Regions from separate parts of the Homo sapiens genome. Here region 2 is linked to region 1. Evidence: chromatin contacts called from ENCODE Hi-C or POLR2A ChIA-PET data. All regions are on one chromosome and are shown on one strand. Each heading gives the region's core, a stretch centred on a gene start or an enhancer-like site at or near the end of the contact. The rest is flanking DNA. Distances are from core to core; before and after follow the strand shown.

What was found. A loop is a pair of places that touch in the nucleus more often than their neighbours do. ChIA-PET counts read pairs that join two places held with the same protein, here RNA polymerase II (POLR2A). Pooled maps may share reads with other maps.
Region 2: a loop to region 1 is called in a map of mammary epithelial cell, with 9 times the contacts of the local background. The contact joins the enhancer-like site here to the promoter of LINC01023 in region 1. A Hi-C loop is called at or near these places in 2 of 168 maps with a recorded cell type or tissue (mammary epithelial cell and sigmoid colon) and 9 of 50 pooled maps. POLR2A ChIA-PET finds 5 or more read pairs at or near these places in 8 of 52 experiments (AG04450, CD8-positive, alpha-beta memory T cell, GM12878 and 5 more).

The regions. Positions count from the first base shown.
Region 1 is chr5:108,726,217-108,729,787 of GRCh38, reverse strand. LINC01023 (long intergenic non-protein coding RNA 1023) reads left to right here and starts at 1,527. Exons shown (of 1, transcript NR_046368.1): 1 at 1,527-1,963. RefSeq lists enhancers at 1,564-1,863, 1,703-2,284.
Region 2 is chr5:108,800,311-108,803,881 of GRCh38, reverse strand. The region is part of intron 3 of FER (FER tyrosine kinase); the gene reads right to left. Among named protein-coding and RNA genes, the nearest start is that of FER, 54 kb to the right of the region's middle. Within about 2 kb of position 1,926, at least 7 of the 41 ENCODE cell types and tissues checked have a DNase peak (open chromatin) inside an H3K27ac peak, as active enhancers do; they include PC-9 and mammary epithelial cell, where a contact is called at or near this core.

The sequences.
Region 1 (3,571 bases), core at 278-2,777:
TAGAAAACTTAGTTGTTCTTAGGGGAACAATCATTGCTTTCCATTTCGTTACTGAATAGAAAATCTAGAAGAACAATATCAACTTTCAAATGAAATTATATGCCTGGAAGGGGAGTATAGATACAAAAAAAGGAGAGCACCTCATTATCACTCTTTCAAGCTGCTGGAGTGAAACTTGAGTCATTGCAAATTCCAACATCAAAAACTCTCTTGGATATACTAAAGAACATCATTATGCACATAGCGATAAAATGAGGACGTTATTAGAGGGAGCCACTACGAATAAAAGATTGCGAAATCAGATTTCTAAAATGAATAATACAATAAGCTCGTTAATAAGTATTGCGAAATAGCTCTAAAATTTCCAGCTGAAAGTGAATTCCTTGGGGTTTTTCACCAGCCAGGGGCATCAACTTTTTTTTTTTTCTTCTTAAATTACCCATACCTCTTTGCTGGCCCATGCGAGAATTTTCTATCTATAACTGTCTAAACACAAAGCAACATTTGATTTCGGTATTCATATTTATCAGAGTACTCTTCAAAATAAGTGAAATTAGGCTTCTTTTTAAGCTGGGGAACCTGCAAACGGCTTTTGAATGAAGAATAAGCATATGAAGAAGTCATGCTTCACCATTTTGCTGTAATCTTCTAAACTGCCTTCATGACGTAGAAACTTCTAATTGCAGAACATTTAAGAATTATTGCATGTCACCTCAATAAACCTAATCATTGAAGTTTCTTTTTTAGCTGATAGTAGTACATTTGGAAATACACATACCCGTCAGTTCATTTTCTCTGGCCATTTCCGTTTACCTCATACAGGCGTTTCAAGTGCGATCTGTCGCAGTCACATTCAGAGATTTTGGCCCTAAGAACTGCTCATGTTTAATGTTTGTAGTTCCAACGGTTTAACTTTTTTTCTCTCTCTCTTTTTTTTTTGGTGTGTAATTATAAATGTCTGAATTAATTAGTTGAGTAGGCTACAGGGTAGATAATAGAGCTAGTGTTAGATCCTTTTTAAAGGTTTTTAGGTCTCTATGAAGGGGGGGCGGGGAAAGGCAGGCGGGGAGTCCCCACACCCCACACTCTGCCCAAAGGTTAGGAAATTGCGGTCAGGGGTTCCTTGCCTTGGCTTCCACCACCTGAAGGCGTCTACAGCAATAATTAGAATCGAAACCAAGGAAACAAGAAATAGCTGAAAATAAAACACGAACTAAGAAATGGTAGTTTATTTTCTTTTTGCCATGCAGCAAAGGAGGGTCGAATGTAAAGCTGATACAGTTGCTGGCTGAGCTTTTCCCGCGGCAGCCAGTGCGTGCTTCCTCCACTTCTTCGAGACTTCTCCGTGCTCCTGCCCCACCTCCCAGGCTGAAGATTCATGCAGGCCCTGCGCTTAGCCCAGACTCTGGCCAGGCCCGGCCCAGCCCGAAGGTGGGCGGCTCCCGGCGCAGGGCGGCCCAGCCCCAACCACTGAGAGGAGGACCCTCCGGCGTCCTAGAGTGGCCGCAGGCCGCGGCGTCGGGTTGGAAAACCAGGAGAGCATGGAGCTTTTTCGCTGGTCCGGCGCGGTCTCTTGCGTTCCTGTGGCGGGCACCTGACTCCCCATGCCCGAGTACTGTCCTCAGGCGGAACGGCGTCTGCAGCGAGGAGCGGGGTTCCAGCAGGCTCGGCTGACGCGGTCCCTGGCATTTCCCGTGCTGGCCCTGGGTCGCCCTCGATGCTGCTTCCCGCTGGGAGCCTCCTTCTGACGGCGGAAAGGAGCTTCACCTGGGGCGGCCGGCGGGGAACGGAGAAGAATCCACCGGGGAAGTGGACGGGGCTGGCTCCCGGGCCTGGCGCTGCGGCTCTCGGGCCGTCAGACCTCCCGCGGGTTGCGTCACTTTCCTCGGTTTTCTAGACAGCAGTTGTGGGGTTGAATCCTTGCCGTGGTTTTGTAAGAATTAAATGAGATAATGAACGCGAACACCAATCATTGCTCTTTGTTGGGTGCTTCCTGTGGGCCTGGCAATATTAACAACACGAGCTCATTCATGCATTCATTTGCTACTCAGTGACTTTCCTGTCAATACTGCAAGGTGCTGGAGATGAGCCCCCACTCTTTGGTCAGTAAAACTGCCAAGATCACCGACCTTGTGAAGACATTTGAGGATGAGAGGTTGGTTGGAGCCTGGACGTGGAGACAGACTCTAAATAGTTAACTACAAGACACATGTAATTACAACTTTGAGAGCTTATAGCGGGAGGCCCTTTTGGGAAGGGGGTGGAGATGGAGAAGAGGAAGAAAGAAAGGGCTTCCCTGAGGAAGTAATATTGCAGCTGTGACCTGACAGATGAGGCCGAACCAGCTAGACTCGTGTTTCAGGCCTCGGGAATAGCATAAGGACTCCAGCTGGCTCCTTCCGGGTTGAGTCCTTATGCTGAAATTGGTATTTGGCACACACCAGTAGTAGAACGCCACTCAATGCCTTATTCTCTTCCCCTTCTCTCAGCTCTGTCCCCTCCACATAGTAGGACAATGAAACTGGTAACTATTTTTGGTCCGAATAGTCCTTCCATTATTATCTGTTATAGTCCACCATGCAGGTTCTTCCTAACTCCTTTTGATCAAAATAGATATTTTTGAAAATGTGAAGAAAGCAGTATCGTATCTTGTATGGTTTCTCATTGCCTTCTAAGTCAGATATAAACAACGAACTTGCTTGAAATGTTCTCTATCAGACCAAGGACCCATATTTAATTCCAACTTACACTCTGCTACACCCTTTCGCTAAATTCTTTAGTTGATGTTAACTGCATTTGGAACCCTGTATTCAGCGTTGAATTGCACATTCTGAAGCAATTGTGTTCTTACTCAGCACGCTCATTTCTGTATCCCAAGTATCTCCCTGCCTCCAGAACATGTTTACTCTTTAACCACTTCCTGATAATACAGTAGGCTACCATTACTCTAAATAGTTGCAGTTATTGAATATAGGCACATTTTTAAATTATAAGAATCCTATCCCAATCCAAGGTACAATTTGCTGATCGCATACTGATTCATTTTCCTCCCACTCTGGGTCCTTTCATCTGCTGTTCTCCCAGTCCAGATGCCAGCCAGGCATTTGAGAACCATCTGATGGTAACAGGATGGAGGCTGACTCAACTTCACTCCACCACCTGCCTTCCTGCCTTCAGGGAGATTTTGTACATAGCTTATCCTTTAAGTTCTTCTGCTTGTTACTGCTCACAGCACTGTGATTCTACTTTAGGCACCTTCTGTACATTCATATTCATTACTTTTTTTCTCCTCTTTCCTGTTTATGGTTAGAAAGGTGCTTCACCAATCTATTTTAGAACCAAAGAAGAGATCAAATTATAATAACATGAGCATAGTATTATGCTATAGGATACTAGTAAGAAACTCAGTTCCTCCTCTTTGTTCCCATAATATTTTGTGAATATGTCTATGATAGTATTTAATACATTGCATTATGACTTGTTGTTTGTGTCATTCTCCACTTATTAATTAGACTTCTTTGAGGATAGAGATTGAGTTTTTAAATTTGTTTCTTCATTTGTTCTTTTACTT
Region 2 (3,571 bases), core at 677-3,176, 74 kb before region 1:
TACTGTCATTTCTCACAGAACTGGGAAAAAACTATAATAAAATTCATATGCAACCAAAAAGTCGCCCAAATAGCCAAAGCAGTCCTAAGTAAAGAGAACAAAGCCAGTGGCTTGATGTTACGCAAGTTCAAACTATACTATAAAGCTACAATAACCAAAACAGCATGGTAGTGGTACAAAAAAAGACACATAGACCAATGGAACAGATTAGAAAACACAGAAATTAAAAAAAAAAAATGCAAACCTACAGCCATCTGATCTTTCATCAAAAATAAGCAACAGGGAAAGAACTCCCTATTTAATAAATGCTGCTGGGATAGCTGGCTAGCTTTATATGCAGAAGAATGAAACTTGTCCCCTACCTTTCACCATGTACAAAAATTAATTCAGAATGGATTAAAGATTTAAATGTAAGACCTCAAACTATAAGAATCCTAGAAGAAAACCTGGGAAACACCATTCTGGGTATCAGCTGTGGGAAGAAATTTATGACTAAATTCTCAAAAGCAATTGCAACAAAAATGAAAATTGACAAGTGGGACTTAATCAAACTAAAGAGCTTCTATACAACAAAAGTAACTACCAACAGAGTAAACAGACAACCTACAGAATGGGAGAAAATAATCATAAACCATGCATCCAACAAAGGACTAATGTTCTACACAGAACTTAAACAAATCATCAAGAAAAAAAAACATTAAAAAGTGGGCATAGGACATTAATAGATACTTCTCAAAGGAAGACATACAAGTGGCCAACAAACACATGATAAAATGCTCAACGTCATTAATTATCAGATAAATGCAAATCAAGACCACAATGAGATACCATCTCACACCAGTAAGAATGGCTATAATTAAAACGTCAAAAAAACAACACATGCTCGTGAGGTTGTGGAGAGACGGGAACACTTAATACACTGTTGGTGGAAATGTAAATTAGTTCAGCCACTAGAGAAAGCACTCTAGAGATTTCTCAAAGAAATTAAAACAGAACTACCATTAGACCTAGCAGTCCCATTAGTGGGTATACAGCCAAAAGAAAATAAATAGTTCTACCAAACAGACACCTGTTTCTGTTTTGTAGAAACAGAAAACAGAAAATTCGTAAGTTTTAAGGTGATACCGCTCTGAGTGAAGAAAATGCAGCACATATGCACCACAGAATACTATATGGTCATAAAAAAGAAAGAAATCATGCCCTTTGCAGCAACATGTATGCAGCTGGAGGCCATTATCCTAAGCAAATTAACACAGGAACAAAAAAAAACAAATACTCCATGTTCTCACTTATAAGTGGCAGCTAAACATTGGGTACACAAGGATATAAAGATGGAAACAATGGGCACTACAGAATATTAGAGGGGAGAGGGAAGGACGGGGGGAAAGGCTGAAAAACTATTGGGTATTATGCTTACGACTTTGGTAATGGGGTCATTCATACCATAAACCTCAGCATCACACAATATATCCAGGTAACAAACCTGCATGTGTACCCCCGGAATCTAAAATAAAAGTTGAATTATTTTTTAACAATTTAAAATGTATATCATTTTTATTTATTGAAAGACCCAATACTGTTAAGATATAGATTTTCCCCAAATTTATCTATACATTCAATGTAATTCCAAGCAAAATCCCAGTAGCCTTTTAAAAAAAATGATTGGTAAGGTGCTCCTAAAATTTGTAAGGAGATGCACAACATTTAGAAAAGACAAAATAATTTTGAAAAAAAAAATAAGTTCAGTAGTACCCCTTAATCTGTTGTTTTGCTTCCTGCAGTTTTGATTGCACGTAATCCAAAAATGGAAAATTCCAGAAATAAACAATTCGTAAGTTTTAAGGTGACACCGCTCTGAGTAGTATGATGAAATACCTAGCCTCCCCACTCTGTCCTGCCCAGGATATGAATCATCCCTTTGTCTAGTGTATCCATGCTGTATATGCTACTTGAATATTACTCACTTAGTAGCCATCTCAGTTATCCTTGCTATAGCAGTGCTTGTGTTTAAGGAACCTTTATTTAACTTAATAATAGCCCCAAACTGCAAGGATAGTGATGCCGGTAATTTGGATATGCCAAAAAGAAGACAGAAAGTGTCTCCTTTGGGTGAAGGGATGAAAGTTCTCAACTTAAGGAAAGAAAAAAAACATATGCTGAGTTTGCTAAGAGCTACAGTAAGAATGAATCTTCTATCCATGCAACTGTGAAAAAGAAGAAAAAGGAAATTTGCACCTTTGAATTTTTGATGTTGCACTTCAAACTGCAAAAGTTATATGCATAGTACGTGATAAGTGCTTAGTTAAGATGGAAAAGGAATTAAATGTGTGGGTGGAAGGCATGAAAAGAAACATATTCTGATGGACAACAATGGACGTTCAGTACTATCCACAGCTTCAGGCATCTACTGGGGATATTAGAACATATCTCCCATGAATAAGGGATGACTACTGTACACTACCTGACTTTGATATTATTATCAAGGAACAAATAATTAAATGTGTTACTGATGTCATGATAGACAAAAATATGAATGGAACAGAATAAAGAGTATAAAAATAGACTCGCATTATGGTTAACTGATTTTAAACAAAGATGCAAAGGCAATTCAATGGAGAAAGCTTAGTGTTTTCAACAAATGAAGTTAGAACAAATGGGTATCCAGAAGCAAAAAAAGATAAAAATATGAACTTCAATCCATAGCTTGCCACATGTACAAAAATTAAATAAAAATAAATCATAGACCTACAAACAAAACTTAAAACTATAAAAATTTCCAGATGATAACACAGGCAAAACTCTTTAACTTTGCATCAGGCAAAGATTTTTTTTTGTGAGACAGAGTCTTGCTCTGTCGCCCAGGCTGGAGTGCAATGGCATGACCTCGGCTCACTGCAAGCTCCGCCTCCCGGGTTCACGCCATTCTCCTGTCTCAGCCTCCCAAGTAGCTGGGACTACAGGCACTCGCCACCACGCCCGGCTAATTTTTTTGTATTTTTGGTAGAGACGAGGTTTCACCGTGTTAGCCAGGATGGTCTCGATCTCCTGACCTTGTGATCCGCCCATCTCGGCCTCCCAAAGTGCTGGGATTACAGGCGTGAGCCACCACGCCCGGCCCAGGCAAAGATTTTTTAAGATATAATACGAAAAGCACAATCCTCTTTTTAAAAGGTAGACTTTACTTATAGGTAGAATAAATCATAGTTTTTCTGTGTTAAGAGGAAAGAATGGCTGGTCACAGTGGCTCATGCCTATAATCCCAGATCTTTGGGAGGCCAAGGTGGGAGGATTGCTTGAGCCCAGAAGGTCAAGGTCAGCCTGGGCAATATACTGAGACCCCGTTTCTATAAAATAAAAAATAAAATTAGCCAGTTATGGTGGCGCATGCCTATAGTCCCAGCTCCCTAGAAAGCTGAGGTGGAAGGATTGCTTGAGCCTGGGTGGTCAAGGCTGCAATGAGCCATGACTGTACCACTGCACTCCAGCCTGGATGCCAGAGCAAGATCCTAAAGAGAAAAAAAAAAGAGGAAAGGCTGACATACTCCTTGATTTTCTGTGAGTTCTCAACCAT